Regions from separate parts of the Mus musculus genome. Here region 1 is linked to region 2. Evidence: chromatin loops called from intact Hi-C (ENCODE). Cell type or tissue: gastrocnemius. All regions are shown on one strand.

The links. Hi-C counts contacts between places; a loop is a spot of excess contacts. Peaks named below come from ENCODE experiments on the same cell type or tissue, not always from the same donor. Only the 100,000 strongest peaks of a DNase experiment are listed, where the experiment ranks them.
Region 1: a loop joins it to region 2, with 11 times the contacts of the local background. A loop is called at or near these places in 2 of 42 quality-filtered maps.

What each region holds. Positions count from the first base shown.
Region 1 is chr3:95,813,951-95,821,950 of GRCm38, forward strand. It overlaps Rprd2 (regulation of nuclear pre-mRNA domain containing 2), which reads right to left and starts at 5,003. Exons shown (of 11, transcript NM_001368178.1): 1 at 4,597-5,003. The coding sequence starts at 4,801. Gm29948 (a long non-coding RNA gene) reads left to right here and starts at 4,930. Exons shown (of 2, transcript XR_375854.4): 1 at 4,930-5,180; 2 at 5,770-7,951. In gastrocnemius, CTCF peaks have their summits at 4,983 and 6,426; DNase peaks (open chromatin) are centred at 4,455, 5,001, 5,481 and 5,819; H3K4me3 peaks cover 4,056 bases; H3K27ac peaks cover 4,732 bases.
Region 2 is chr3:95,213,102-95,221,101 of GRCm38, forward strand. Gabpb2 (GA repeat binding protein, beta 2) reads right to left here and starts at 4,841. Exons shown (of 10, transcript NM_029885.1): 1 at 4,488-4,841; 2 at 3,113-3,167. It overlaps Mllt11 (myeloid/lymphoid or mixed-lineage leukemia; translocated to, 11), which reads right to left. Exons shown (of 2, transcript NM_019914.4): 2 at 5,443-7,362. The coding sequence starts at 7,356. The coding sequence ends at 7,084. Gm16740 (predicted gene, 16740) reads left to right here and starts at 4,356. Exons shown (of 4, transcript NR_108026.1): 1 at 4,356-4,957; 2 at 6,338-6,448. In gastrocnemius, a CTCF peak has its summit at 86 (motif pointing right); DNase peaks (open chromatin) are centred at 4,233, 4,670, 4,854 and 5,585; H3K4me3 peaks cover 2,060 bases; H3K27ac peaks cover 3,150 bases.

The DNA of each region.
Region 1 (8,000 bases), 600 kb after region 2:
AAAACAAAACAAAAAGAAATAGAGGTTTCGGGATACAGCATCTTTATTCTGTTCCGCTGGTTGTTCAGAGCACCTCCTAACTTACTGAGAAGCTGATCCAGTTCTCTCTCACTGACTGGGTGACCCCAGCCCTGGACTCTAAGCAGAGCTTTCCTGGAACTCTGCTGAATGTTCAGGGTCTCCGTAGTAAACAATTAACATTTCTGTAGGTTAACTCTATATATACTAAGATCCACGCATTCTCTCCTTAAACCCAGGTCATAAACTCTACTAGAGCACCGTGCTCCCACCCTAGCATTGAGTTCTATGCATAGCACACCCAGGATGAAGAAATGGGCCAAGACCTCAGCCTAACTCTAAACCTAAAGCCTGGATTCTTCTACCTTCCTATGCTGACTTTGTTTTACACTAAAATTGGGAGAGAAAAGTGAAGTATGAAAAAGATAACCTGGTTAAATTACACATAACTCCTTTTAAAGCCATATCCTGAAACAGCAGACAAGCAATCCCCACAGTTTCACTAAATTATAAATATTTTCATTAAAAGGAATTTAAAAAAATTGTTCAAGATTTTTGGGGTGGGAGTTTATGACAGAATAGCCCAGGTTGGCTTCAAACTTATACTCCTTCTGCCTCAGAATCCCAAGTGCCTGCCACAACTGCAGATATGTGCCACCAAGCCAGAAACAAGAATTTTATTAGCCATTTTACAACATTATTTTGGCAAATAGTTACTGATCTGTATCACGTGGTTTAGGATAGAGAGGTAAACAAGACACAACCTGACATTTGAGATAAACAAGCAATAAAGACATGACAAATCAATACAGTAATTTATCGTGCTGGGAAAAAAAAATAAAATAAAAGATGTCTGTCTGGTATGGTGGAGCACACCTTTAATCCCATCACACAGGAGGTAGAGGAGCCGTATCTTTGAGTTTTAGGACACCCTGGTCTACATAGTGAGTTCCTGGACAGCCAGAAAGCTACATAGTAAGACCCTGTCTTGGGGGGGGGGGGGGGGGAGGAAAACAAGAAAGGGAAGATATGCCGGGCAATGGTGGCACACGCCTTTAATGCCAGCACTTGGGAGGCAGAGGCAGGCGGATTTCTGAGTTCGAGGCCAGCCTGGTCTACAGAGTGAGTTCCAGGACAGCCAGGGCTATACAGAGAAATTCTGTCCCAAAAAACCAAAAAAAAAAAAAAAAGATATAAAAGCAATTGAAGGTAATCAGAGAAGGCCATCCTGAGGAGGGAACGTTTGCGATGAGATCTAGTGAGAAGGTGGCAGATTCTGAAGAAGCCTGAGAAGCAGGCAGTACAGGTAAGACAGGCTCTTGAAGAGACCACAGTACAAAAAGGTATAACCTAACCCTACTACAACAGGAGATCACTGAAAGGTTAGAAAGTAGAAGCATGAGCTGGGCATGGCAGCCGGTATCTTTAACCCAGCACTCGGAAGGCAGAAATAGTCTCATCTCTTTTAATTCACCAGCCTGGTCTATATAACAAGTTCAAGGAAAGCCAGGACTACAGAGGGACCCTGTCTCTAAATGGATGGATGGATGGATGGATACATAGATAGATAGTAGAGGCATAATATCTGTTCATACCATAGAAAGACCACTTGAGAAAATCATGGCTGCCGAATAAGCAGTGAATAGCTACAAGGCGAGCAACAGGAAGGCTGAGAGGAAGATGCTTGGGCTGAAGCCTAATGTGGGCTACATACTAAATACCAAACCAGTCAGGGTAACCCAGACTGACAGAAGCTAATGACTGTTACAGACATGCCTAGATGAAACCAGCGGAGCCTGCCTATGGAATGCATCTTCAGGAAGCATGCTTGCTCATTAAAGGCTTTCCTTTACAATGAATAAAAAGCCCGTTACTAGTATTACACACCATAATTCAACGAAAACCCCTCTGGTGGTGTAGCTCAATGGTGGTGTTTGCACAGAATTAGATATACCACAAAATAACAGAAAGAAAACATCTCCTGCCAGGAGTGGTGGTGCATGCCTTTCATCCCAGCACTTGGGAGGCAGAGGCAGGCGAATTTCTGAGTTCTGAGTTCGAGGCCAGCCTGGTTTACAGAGTGAGTTCCAGGACAGCCAGAACTATACAGAGAAACCCTGTCTCCAAACAAACAAACAAAAAAGAAAACATCTCCTGATATCTCTAGTACAGTCACTTACATTTAACCAAGACCTAAATGACTAAATAATGGATGTCATAGGAAAAGGAAGAAGCAAGAGTAGCCTCAGGGAAATGGACAGAAAGACTGGGAATGCTTGAGCAAACTTAGCAACTCTGTGAAGGTCTAAACATTAGGTGAAAATACTGGCCTAATACAACAGCCATTTGCATCCTAGCCTTCACCACTCTGGCTTTATTCCTGAGGTAGATATTTATCACCTGTAAACACAAATGTCCACAAATTATTCTTAGCCATTTTAGAAAGTTTAAGTTTCACTCCACTATGAAACTGATAGCAGGCTTTAAAAAGTCAAATACATTTCACTTCATTTAAATTATGTAGAATCCACTTTTCAGATAAAAAAATTACCCTCCTACTCTTAGTACCAACAAAGGAAATAAACTCAGACACAAACAACAACAAAGACAGGGAAAATTCTGGTCCTAGCATTTCTCATTATGCCTGACTAGAAAAAAAAAAGTGTAATTGTCACTTGTGATCCCACAACGCAGAGATAGGGGCCAACTTATTCTTGAAAATATATAACCACAGGGTTAAAACACTGGAGACCAACAGTAAGGAATGTAAAAATGCTTCATAGTTTGGTAAAATGATTTAAAACGGTGGAAGATGTCCCCACATCAGCACTGCTTACTACACTGATACACTCAATACACCAAGCACCATCTCACAAAGCTAACAACAGAGCCCAACCTTAACCACATCGCTTTACTGAGTAACCTTTCGCAACCTGACATTTCTGAGCCCTAGGTTCCTCATATGCAATTCAACAGACTATAAAGTATATTAGAAGGACTAAGGAAATGGCTGGCATGTGGCAGATACATAATATGTGAGTCTTTGAAGGTGACAGATATTGCAGATTCTAGTTTAACCTCTTGGCAAGAAGTAAACAAACAAACAAAAAATCTGACAATAATAAATAAAGACTAAGCCGGGTGTGGTGGCGCACGCCTTTGATCCCAGCACTCGGGAGGCAGAGGCAGGTGGATTTCTGAGTTCGAGGCCAGCCTGGTCTACAGAGTGAGTTCCAGGACAGCCAGGGCTATACAGAGAAACCCTGTCTCAAAAGACCAAAATGATAATAATAATAATAATAAAAAAGACTAGCTAATCCTGTCCTTTCTCTCGAATATCCTTCTCAACAGTATATTTCAAAGAACCACAGAACAACTGTCTTAAATACAAAAGATTTTAAATTTGGGGCCTATAATTTTGAAGTTTTATCCACTTGTTCACTAACAAGTAAACTCAAAAAATATTATAGAAGCGAAGACAGACATGGAATAAGAAAACTGTTAACTGAGTACCACTGGCAAGAGGCTATATAGATAGGAAGCAAACAACTTGAATAAATATGTATGGAGTTGGGGTTATAATTGCTTAAAATTTACTGGGTAGAACAAGCTGGCCTCAAACTTTCAGCAATCCTCCTGCCTCAGCCTCTGAAACGACATGGGCCACCACGCCCAGTTTAACAATTCATATTTTAGAAGACCTCTTTTCTGTATTAAAGCAGTGTTGTGGGGAGAACCACACAGGTTGAAAAAAAAAAGTATACTTGAGATGGGGGTTATATCTAAAACAGATAAATATATTTTAAAATTCACATTTCCCATTTTGATTGCCTATGCAAACAAACTCAATTCTGTAAAGTGTGCTTCAGGAGATTAAAAAGTGGCCGGATATATTTTATACTTCGGTACCAATGATGATTACAGTCTCGCAGTTGTGTCTCGTCAGTATCCCGTGGTCTGTATTTTAGTGTTGCAAACACAGGTAAAAGGAAAACAGGTGGTCGCCTCACAGCTCTGTAGAGTTCCTATTGCTTCACATTCATCCAGGGAAAGCCTCCTTAAAACACACGCCAAGTTTCACCCACAGTCATCAAGAGAAGGCCCCTTTCTAGACATATCCCAAGTTTCACGTCGGCGGAAAACACTGCCTGGTCTAACATATTTCAGGGAAGTGGACAGCTTAAACCATGGCTTGACTAGCCAACAGGAAACCCAGAGATCATTAACACGTCAAGGCCTGTAAGAAATAAACGGACGCGACCATTTCCGTGAAGGTTCAGGATAATCAACAACACACCTTCCAGGGCTCGGAAGGAAACGCGAAAATCTCTACGGGTCTAGGCCCAACGGCCCAAGGTCACGCCAAATGTGAGGCTGAAAAATTCCAAGCAATGAGCCCCCTGCAGAGCAGGGCAACCGTGCCTAGGATGGAGTCTGGGCTAGGGAACACTCGCGCCCGATCTTTAATGTGAACCCCAACTGAATGCAGCAGCTCGGTGGGCAAACCCCAGAGTGTTTTGGGGGCCGCATTTTCTCCATCTCTCCAGCCTCCCCCTTCCTAGTCGCCCCCACACTCACATCTCCGGAGCCACTTCATCCAATGGTAGACGATTGTACTGTGGTGTTTCTTGTTTTCTATACACCAGGACGACAAGCCTTGAATGGATTCCATGGTGTTGGTCACCGACTGGAATTTTCGATCCAACGAAGACTCCAGGGCCCCTGCGGACGAGGCCGACGAGGAGGAGGCCTTACTGCTGCCTCCGCCGCCGCCGGCCGCCATCTTCCCCGGTTTGCACAAGCGCCTCTGGTCCTCTGGCGGCGGCGGCGGCGGCGGCGGCGGGAGCGGGCAAAACAATCAGTGCGAGTGCGTGAAAGCAGCAGGAGGGGAGGGCGGCCAGGGGGTGGGGACGCTGCACGCGCTAGGCTCCTCTGGCGGCAGGAGGGCTAGCTGCTGGGCGCGCTGGCGGCTCCCACACGCTGCGAGGAGGGGCCGCGGCCGCGGAGGACTGTCAGTATGGCTCGGGGGTGGTGTTTAAACCGGGAGTCGGGAGACGACTACGGAGGAGACAGAACCTGCGACGGCGCCGACAACTAAGGCTTTTAGCCTCTACGCTCCTCAACTCTTAAGGCCCTTCCCTCATCCCGTTGGCCAAATTCCGGTGAGCCCAGGGCGGCCTTGGTACCGAAGACGAAACGCTACTCCGCCGTCCCTTCGGCTGCAGAGAGCTTTGCCTTTAGATTTTCTACCACAGGAAAGGCCCAAAGCTACCTAGGCAGAAAATTTTCTTTCTTTTTTTTTTTTTCTTTTCTTTTTTTTTTTTTTCTTTTTTCTTTTTTTTTTTTTTTTTTGCAACGCAATAGCAGCAATAGACCAGCAGAAGAAATGCGCACGCGCACGGAAGCCCCGCCCCTCCGCTTCCTCCTCAATCTTGAGCACGGGGGCCGAGGGGGCGTGATGGCGCTGCGATTCGACCAATCAGGGAAGGGGGTCGGAGAAGCGCGTCGGGACCTGAAGGCGGAGGAGGCGCTGCGTCTCTCTGTGCGCCTGCGCGTTAGGTCTGCGCCTAGCGGGTTGGGAGGAAAACCTGGGGAGGCAGGATTGAGGCGCTCCGGAGCCTAGGACGTTACTAGACCCCAGTTCAGTGCTCGGCCCTGCTTTTGGCTTCATGGCGGGGTTGCTCCCTGGGAGCCTTTAATTCACACTAGGATGGGAAATGCCCACCGTTCTGTGGCTACTGTTTTTGACAGCTGCAGCTGCGTTCCCTGCCACCCCGCCATCGGGGACCTACACGCGACAAAATGGCTGGCACGTCTTGCGGAGTGGGGGAAGACGCGCATGCGTCAGGCCCTGTTAGCTGTTCTCTAGGCACTCCTTGACTAACCTATGCTACACGCCCGACTGCGATGACACCGTTCACAGCCAGCCGACCGACTGCATTCTAGAAAGAGGGAATAAAAGTTAAACGAAAATTTCTCTGAAAAGTCTTCGAAGCGAGGAAAGAGTAATTGACAAGGTGTGGCTTCTTTGCTAGGTAGTAACATCACAATTTCGTAATGCGTTATAGGTTTGTTTTTGTTTTTTCGAGACAAGGTTTTTCTGTGTAGCCCTGGCCGTCCTGGAACTCACTCTGTAGACCAGGCTGGCCTCGAACTCAGAAATCCACCTGCCTCTGCCTCCCAAGTGCTGGGATTAAAGACGTGCACCACCACTGCCCTGTGCGTTACAGTTTACAAGAGTCTTGAGTATTGTGTTTATTAGCACAGCCTCAAATTAACCATTATGGGCTGGAGAGATGGCTCAGCACGTAGGAGCACTGACTGCTCTTCCAAAGGTCCTGAGTTAAAATCCCAGCAACCACATGGTGGCTCACAATCATCCTTAATAAGATCTGACGCCCTCTCTGGTGTGTCTGAAGACAGCTACAGTGTACTTAGATATAATAATAAAGAAAATCTTTTTAAAAAATTAACCATTACATTCTCATCTGCCTGTGTGAATCTTTTGAGAAGATTGGACGTTCATGTATTCCTATTGAACACAGGAACTTCATTTTAATTATGCCAACTCAACGGAAAGGTTTTTGAGGCAAGGAGCCTGTTTCATCATTTAAAATTAATATCTCTGTGCCAAGAACTGTTTTAGGATTAGGGAAATGATGGCAAAGCAGACAAAAATTACTCCGCCTTGATTTGGTATCAGGACCAAACCACAAGCATGTGTCAGGGAGTAAGGAGTCATAAAGAGGTATGGAGTAAGATTAAAGGAGAAAGACTGTGTATATGAATAATGGTGTGATCCAGTTTTTAAAAAGAGATTGAGAAAAAAGCAACCAAGCACATATGAGGGGAGGGAAGAAGAGCTGGCAAAAGAACACCAAGTGCTGAGTCCCTAAACCAGGACTGTTGAAACATTTTAGAGGAAGAAGAAGGAAGCCAGTGTGACTGGCAGAGGATGAGAAAGCCACTAAGATAAGAGACAGAAGAGGTGAGAAGCAAAGAGGGCTCATGTAGGGCATTGAAAGCCACTGTACTGACTTTGGGTTTGTTTTTGTTTCTTTTGAGCTAAAGTTTCTCTGTGTAGCCCTGGCTATCCTGAAACTTGCTCTGTAGAGTCTGGCCTCCAATTCAGGAGATCCTATCTCCTTGCCTTCCAAGTGCTGAGGTGGGTTTTTTGTTGTTGTTGTTTGTTTGTTTGTTTTGGTTTTCCGAGACAGGGTTTCTCTGTGCAGTCTTGGCTGTCCTGGAACTCTGTAGACCAGGCTGGCCTTGAACTCGGAAATCCACCTGCCTCTGTCTCCCAAGCGCTGAAATTAAAGGTGTGAGCCACTACTGCCCTGCCAAAGTGCTGAGATTTAAAAGCCTGTCTGCACTTTGGATTCTCTTTCTTTCTTCCAAGCTTTGATTTTTATTACTTATAAAAAGCTGCATATTTATTTTGCTTTCTGACTCTGTACTTGTGCTTTCACCACAATTTTCTGCTCCTCAATAAGGAAAGCCAGCTTGATCCTGTTCCAGACACACTTAGCTCACACACGGAATCACCATAGACAGAGGTCCTAAAATTCAGTTTCCAACAACCACATGAAGGCTCACAGCCATCTGTATAGCTACAGTGTACTCATATACATATTTATTAATAAATCTTGTTTTAAATTTTACAACACTTTTAAAGACCTTAATGATCCTACAATCAAGTTCTCATTCTCTGCAATGAACATTCTGATGAGCTGAATGGAAGTTTGGTATTCCAAATAGAAAAGAGCTGTGGAAAGAAGGAACAACTAACAGCAGATTGTTTTCAAGTTATTTTCCTTCCAAGGTTAAAAGCAGGACTTCCTTATCATACCAGCTGAAAATGACCTGCTTGGAGATTTCACTCTTACCTCTTTACTGGTTTCTTGGGAGATTAAAATAAACAAGTTTCACTTGATCACGTAGGCCTTTAATGTGACTCCATTTTGATTTGGTTGAGCAATAGC
Region 2 (8,000 bases):
GACATAGGGGTGGAAATTTTATCTTTTAAGTATTTATTCTTTTTTTTTTTTTTTTTTTTTTTTTTTTAAGATTTATTTATTATATGTAAGTACACTGAAGCTGTCTTCAGACACTCCAGAAGAGGGCGCCAGATCTCGTTACGGATGGTTGTGAGCCACCATGTGGTTGCTGGGATTTGAACTCCTGACCTTCGGAAGAGCAGTCGGGTGCTCTTACCCACTGAGCCATCTCACCAGCCCCCAAGTATTTATTCTTAAAATTGTGTGTTCATGATATGTGTGGGTGTGTGTTCTTAGAGGCCAGAAGGGAAATCTGTCTCTTGAAGCTGCAGTTACAGGTGGACTTGAGCCACCGTATTCGGAACCAAAAGCAGTACCTCTGAGCCATCTCTTGAATCTAGAAAGTGGATATTTTAATAACTAGGTATATATGTACATTATAAAATTAACAGGATTTTATACTTTAGTGAGCTAACTGCTCACTATACAAGCACACATTAACGCATGCACATAATTAAAAGTAAAATGCATACTGGGACTGGAGAGATGGCTTGGAGATTAAGAGCAGTTGATGCACTCATAGATGACCATTAAGTGTTCTCTATTATGCAATCTGCATTATGTCTGGACTGTCAACATGTAGGATAGTCAATGAAATTCTATTGACATTTCTGGGCTTTTCTTGTTTGGTTTCAAAGGCCAAAGTTTCACATGTAGCCCTTGATGGCCTTGAATTCAGAGATCTCCTGCCTCTACTCTCCAAGTGCTGGGGCTAAGGACATGCGCCACCAAACCTAGCTTGTTTCTGGTATTTTAACCAGCACTGTTCACTGGCAGAAAAGAAGGCTCAGTGGGTAAAAGCCACCAAGCCTAATGGAACTGAGTTCGATCTCTTGAACCCCTATGGCAGAAGAGACTGGACTCAGAAAAACTGTCCTTTGGCTTCTAGACATGCACCACAATTATGTGTGCATTCACACCCACAAGCACACAAATAAAATCAAATACTGTTCGAGACTGGAGGGGTGGCTCAGCAGTTATGAGTACTAGCTGCTCTTCCAAAGGTTCTGAGTTCAATTCCCAGAAATCACATGACTCAAAATGGCTCACAACCATCTATAATGGGATCTGATGCTCTCTTCTGACATGCAGGTATACATGCAGAAAGAACACTCATACGTAAAGCATGCCATTTGAGTGATTCTGCTTTTTAAAACCTGGGTCTCCATCTGTTGGCCCCACAATTAAAGAAATGAGTCTATAACTCTTACTATATTTGTGAAGGCCTAATGTTTGCTTTTATTGATGCAGTAGGCCAGGAAAGTTATAGATTTTTTTTTTAAATGGGTATACGCTGAGCTAACATACAGAGAGAATTTCTGCATAGTTCTTCTGTGTAATGATGCTAAATGTTGCTGGCTCTTTTACATGATAAAGATACTCATGTACAAGCTGGGCAGTGGTGGTGCATGCTTTTAATCCCAACACTTGGGAAGCAGAGGCAGGTGGATTTCTGAGTTTGAGGCCAGCCTGGTCTACAGAGTGAGTTCCAGGACAACAGCCAGGGCTACACAGAGAAACCCTGTCTCGAAAAACCAAAAAAAAAAAAAAAAAAAAAAAAAAAAAAAAAAAAAAGATATTCATGTACCTGCTGTATTTCTAAGATGCAAGGTTTAAGAGATAACTGCTTGGGACCTAAGGTGGTGGGGCCCTAAACAATTGTTAGTGGTGCTTCCTTTTCCAGGCCTGGGCTCACGTGCTCCTAATTGTGCTGACTAGTTATTCTCTTTAAACAAAGATAATTAGACATGCCCTCCCAATCCACACTCCAAGCAGCGCCTCCTAATAATGAAAGGATATTGGACACTGATCACTCATGGAGAACCCTATAAACAATGCTTAACTTTCAAGCTAATTTTCATTAAAATTTTTGTTCTTGTTGACTGTGCTTCTATGAAGCATTTTAATTGTTGGCTGTCAATATTCTGTAGAAATACAACAAAAGACAGAGAGCAACATTTCTGAGTTGCTAGGACTTCTCTGACCCACAGAGGATATGGAACTCAAAGACAAGAACAGACTCCAGGCAGGACTGACCTAAAAGCCACTCCTTCTACACCTCTTGCTTAAATGTGGTTCTGAAGGCTTTATTGGTACTAACTCTAGACATCATTCTCCTAACGTGGGATCGGATCAGACCAATCTGGACAGAGCATCATGTGATGAGGAATAGTTGAGATCAAAGCACCAGGCATATCAAAGCTGTCTTCAGAGAAAACTCTTTAGAAACAAGCATGAGCAGGTGTGTCACGATGAAAATGAAGTCACGCCGGGCCTGACAACATCTGCCTGTGACCGCAGCACTCTGGGAGACTAAATCAGGATGATGATGAGTTGACGTTGGCCTAAGTGTCATAAGACCATGTTTCAAACCAACAAAGGAGGGCAGTTGCTTGTGCCGGACCTTGTAAAAGTAACCGATGCCAAGAATTATGGGAAAACAGTTCTTATATTTGGTTACTTGACAGGGACATGACTTCTGACATGCCTTCTTTCCTGCCCTGTCACTCCTGATTTAACCTATAGCATCTACCTAGATTAAAATGCATTTGCAAGACGATGATTTTGGAGATCAGTGAGGTCTATATACGGCTTGGTGGGTGAACATATCTGCTGCCAACCTGGTGTCCTGATGGATCCCCAGTTCCCACATCCTCTCTTTTTTGTTTTTTCCGAGACAGGGTTTCTCTGTGTAGTCCTGGCTGTCCTGGAACTCACTCTGTAGACCAGGCTGGCCTCGAACTCAGAAAATCGCCTGCCTCTGCCTCCCGAGTGCTGGGATTAAAGGCGTGCGCCACCACGCCCGGCTCCCACATCCTCTAAGTTGTCCTCTGATCTCCACATGCATGAAAGTCATGGTATGTGTGTAAGTGAGCACACATACACAAAATGTAATAAAGTATTTTAAATAAAAAGCATTATGGGGAGACTGGTGGGTCATTCTTCTAGCTCCCCATACATAAAGGCTGGTAGAACCCTAAGACCAGAGAATAACATAGGCAATTGAAATTAACTAATTAGCTTGTGTGTGTTTCTGTGTGTATTCACTCACCATAGCATGTGGAAGCCACAGGACAACTCGCAGGAGTTGGTTCTCTCCTTCAACTCTGTGGATCAAACTCAAGACTGTCAGTCTCGCTGGCTTTATATGCTAAGTTCCACCTGCCCAACCTATACAACCCCATGGTTCTGAATGCTACAGAGGGGAACTGTTCTCCCTTACTGGATATGCATCCACATAAACTTCACATGAGCGTTTGTCTAGTGTGTATCCTAAGATTTTTCTAAATTCTCTTCCTAGTCCCTCTGTGCTAGGAGTTGAATCCAGGGCCACAGGCATGCTACATTCACACTTGCCTCTGAGCTATACTCCCAACCCTGCCTCCTAGGAATAGGAAGCCAATAAAATACAAAACAAGACCAGGAGACCTTTCTGGGTCAAGTAGCACAGGCTGGCCTTGAACACCTGGATCTTTCTCTCTCCTCTTCTCAAGCACTGAGTACTTAGTGTTCAGAACTTTCAATAAATATTTTAATAACCATGGAGTGCCTGAGCACTTGACAAAGCAGCCCATTACCAAAGAATAATAACTTTTGTTTATCATTTGGGTGTGGTGGTTTGTTCTTTGCAAAGCATGTACAAAAAACATGGCTCACCTCAGTAATTCCAACACTCCAGGGGCTAAGGTTAGAGAATCGCTGTGAGGCAGCCAATCCAAACTACATAGTAAGACCCAAATATTGGATTGGAAACTAGAGAAAATCCTTTATAGGAAGAGGGAGACAGCAGAATTCCTGGAGGAAATCTGTGACAAGAGGTGCACGCTAAGAAAGAAAGCAATTGAAGAATTCTCGGTCTGTACTTTTTTTTCTTTTTCTCCCCCCCCTCACCCCCCACACATTCCCACTGGGAGGCCAGCTGTACAAGCATCTGTGTTGAGAACTGGATATAAGTCCATGACTGCTCTTGTTCACATTATGAACTTACTAAAGTTTCACGTTATTACTGGACCTTGAAAAGTCCAGTTCCCACTTCCTCCCTAGTCACATATCCCTCAGTTTTTGACATCAGCACTCTGCCAAACTCAGGGGCGCCAACTTGCAAGTGGGAGCCCCAGTCTGTAGTGGCAGCCCGGACTCCTGCGCCACACCGCCCCCTCGTGGTCACCCCATGTGGCCTTGGCTTCCCGGAGTCCAGCTCCCCAGCCCCAGGTCTTCCACCCACCCCCTTCACCTCCCAGTCCCCTCCCCTTCCTCCCGACAGCATCCCCTTCCTCTTGGTCCCTCTCCCCCCCGCCGCCACCCCCGCTCCGGCAGTGTGCAGGCCGGCGCCCACAGGTCCTGGCCGGGCTGGGCCGGCCACTTATCACTGCCCCTTGCATCGCAGTTCGGAAGCTCCGGAACCCTGCGTGTCCTTTCCCCCTCACCTATTCCGGAGCGCTGCCGGCTTCGCTCTCACTGGGCCCGCCAGTTTGGTCCCGTTTCTTTCTCTAGTTAAGACTCCTTGCCAGCGGCCTCACTTTTCGGCCTTTTCACATATGCATATTTGGGGGGGCCCTTACCCCCCCTCACGGAGAAATGGAGGCAATAAAATGGCGGACCCGGAAGTGAAGGCGCTGTGACTATACGTCCTGGCGGAGGAATCTGAAGGAAATGGGTTAGCGGAGCCACTTTGCCCTTCTCTCAGGACCTCAACGCACCTCTGAGTCCGACTCCTTCCTACTGAGGACCTCGTGAGCTGGAAAAACGTATACCGCGGGCATCCTGAGCGGGACTACTTAGCGAGGCGCAGGATCACCGATTACGTGGCTTACGTGAGGGATAGTTCCGGCAGGGGACGGACGCAGATGGTAGTTTTGGCGCCAACCAGTGCAGCGCTCGGAGGAACTGGTTACTGGTGCGTGTTGGCGTCCGCACTCTACCTTCCTGCTGGTTCAACGCCGGGCTAACTTGAGGGTTGGGGGAGAATCTTGCTTCCGCTATTCGGGACCTTCTGGTTATGCACTCCTGTCTGACCGGACACTTTCCCAGTGTCCTGAATATAGGTCAGGAAAGAACCCCTGAACTTTTGGGGGGAAGACTAGAATAGGATGGGACATGAAATTGCATGTCTTTCATTTACCAGTCTATCTTGGTTTCTGTTCACCATTTTAACTGATATAAGGACCGAGAGAAAGCTCGGAGAAAACCTTTCAAAAATCAATAACAGGACGCTGGAGCAATGCCTTAGGAGACCCCAGTTCAATTCCCAGCACCCACATTGCAGCTTACAACTGCCTTTAACTCCAAGATCTGACACCCTCACACAAGCAAGCATACATTTAGGCAAAACACCAATGCACACTAAAAATTAAAATCAGTAATAATAACAAACACGCCTTTGATCACAGCAGGAGGCACAGGTCTCCTAATTTAATACCAAAGTGCTAGGCCCACCCTAGCAGAGTCCAGCAGAGTCAGGTGGATTTCTCTGAGTTCAAGGCCCGCCTCCGAAGAAAACCACACAAATTTAAAAGTTAATAATGGGCTGGGGGGCGTGGCTAATCTCTGAGCACTGGCTGCTTACAGGGGAACCCTAGCAGGGCCTTGTAGATGCTTGGCAAGCCCTTCTACCATTGAGCTATGTCCAAATCCTAAATTGTTCTTCAAAGTCAAATATTAGACAGACAGAAGGAAGCGCTGGAGAGATGACTCAGTGGTTAAGAGCACTGACTGCTCTTCCAGAGGTCCTGAGTTCAATCCCCACCAACCACATGTTGGCTCACTTGTAATGGGACCCAATGCCCTCTTCTGGTGTGTCTGAAGAGTGCAACAGTGTACTCATATATAGTATAGTAAATCTTTTTAAAATAAAAAGAAAAGCTTCACTTAAAAAAAAAAAGAAAGAAAAAAAGATAAAAGGGAAAGCTGGATTCGGAAGTGTGAGTAAAATCTGTAGTACTTCATTGGAATGGAAAAAACTAAGCCCCAGACTTAGGATTTAACGTCTTTATTCCATAAATGAATAAACAGCTCCGCAATTCATCTGCAATAGCTTTGGAAGGAATGGGGACGGGTAGGGTCTGAACATAACTGCTTACTTCACGGTCTTATGGCGGCCAAAGAACTGTGTCAGGAATCACTGATTCCTATCACATACTGCAACTACAGAAAGGCAAAGCTAAAATACTTAGGACCAAAACATCTGCCTGTTCCATGACAAAATCACAATTTTATATAAATTCCCCTAATAATACTCTGGTGTTTCTTTAGATCAGATACATCTTTTGTCTTTTAGGAATTATCCTCATAGTGAAGTTTCCCTGTGAAGACTCAAATCTGATTTTCTGAGCATTTCTACCCACAGCTGGAAGCAGAGCTGGATATTAAAGGAGCTACCTCTGAAACGGTGCGATGTTTTTCCTCATCCCACTCCTTTGTTTCCCACCTTTAACTGCCTGCGTGTTTCTGGGGAAGAGAATGCATTGTAAGCAGCAGCAGCATTTCTTATCTTAGCCTTTTAGAAATCCTGTTTTGTAGAAAGTGTCTCAAAACTTCCAGGTTCTCATTACTTCTTGAAGCAGTATTTGCTTACTGGCCTGGTAGAGGACATTAGGGAGGCTCAAGTAATCTTTGAAGTTGATTAAAATGTAACAAACAAACAAAATAATTGGTCTCCCATTTTGCACAACTGTACCTCTCTGTGGTGCCTCAAATAAGGGTGATTCTTTTCTGGGATTAGTTAATATTCTCCGGGCTGACGGGAGGAAATCCTATGATCTAGTACTCCATTGATTAAACCCTTGACTTTGTGCCTAGAGGGCTTTTGAGAGAAACGGAGTAGGCAGATAAATAAATAAATAAATAAATATAGATAGATAAATAAGTACGTACATACATACAAACCTACAATTCAATTGGCAGATTCATCAGCACCACCAGCACAATAGAGGGAAGAGAACAAGATTAAAGTGGAAGGCTTAGAGAGGAAGGGACTTAAGAGGGAAGATAATGAAGGTACGGGGTGGGAGAGAGATCTTGGCCTTAAAGCAAGTCCAGGTCGACAGAGTGGATGCTGGCAATAGGCGCTCTCCAGAAGTTGAAGGTGCTGTACTCAAGGAGGGGGTCACCTTCAGGGTTCTTCTGCTCCGTCCCAGATGCCTGCCCGTTCATTTTGCCAACGCTGCTGCTATCCTTGCTCTCGTAGGTAGGTGTATCTGACAGGCCCAGGCCTTCCAGCTCCGACAGATCCAGTTCTGGGATGGGCATCCTCCAGAAAAGAAAGGAGCTGTACTGGCTACTTACAGGGTCCCTCATGATCCCCTGAGGAAGAGCAAATCACGTGTTAGTCTCCACGATAGAGCAAGCTCCTTGCCCCGTGCTTTCCCTTGCTTAAGTTGTTCTTTTCTGTGTGCTCTAGTGAATCAGTCAGGTTTTCTAAGACGAATATCAAGAACTCTTTTGCTATTTACCACCAGGCTCCTACCTTCTCCCCACCTCTGGCTGACCAGACTGCCTACTGCACAAGGTTCTTCTTGGCTCTAATTTTAGCTCTAGTAATATACCTCAGGCCTTATGCACACTAGGCAGGAACTGAATCATGCCATCCCCTCTGGGTCTGATTTTTGAGGCTTTCCAAAGTCCGTCCCCATTCTTTATTTGTGTGTGGTATTGAGGGTTTGACAAGACGCTGGTGTGTGCTAGGTGAATGTTCTAACATTATACCCTCAGCCCTCTCTGTACCTTTACTAAGACAGGATAGTAACTGAGTTGCCTAGTTCAACCTGGAACCTGGAGTCTCCTGCCTCAGTCTCCTGAGTAACTGGGATTACAGGCCAGCTCCACTAGGTCTGCTTAATTAATTAACTGTGCTGAGAATCAAAGGCAGGACCGTACATGTGCTGGTCAAGGATCCTATACAGCCCCAGATCTAGATATATGGCCTCTTCAAGGCAGGTCAA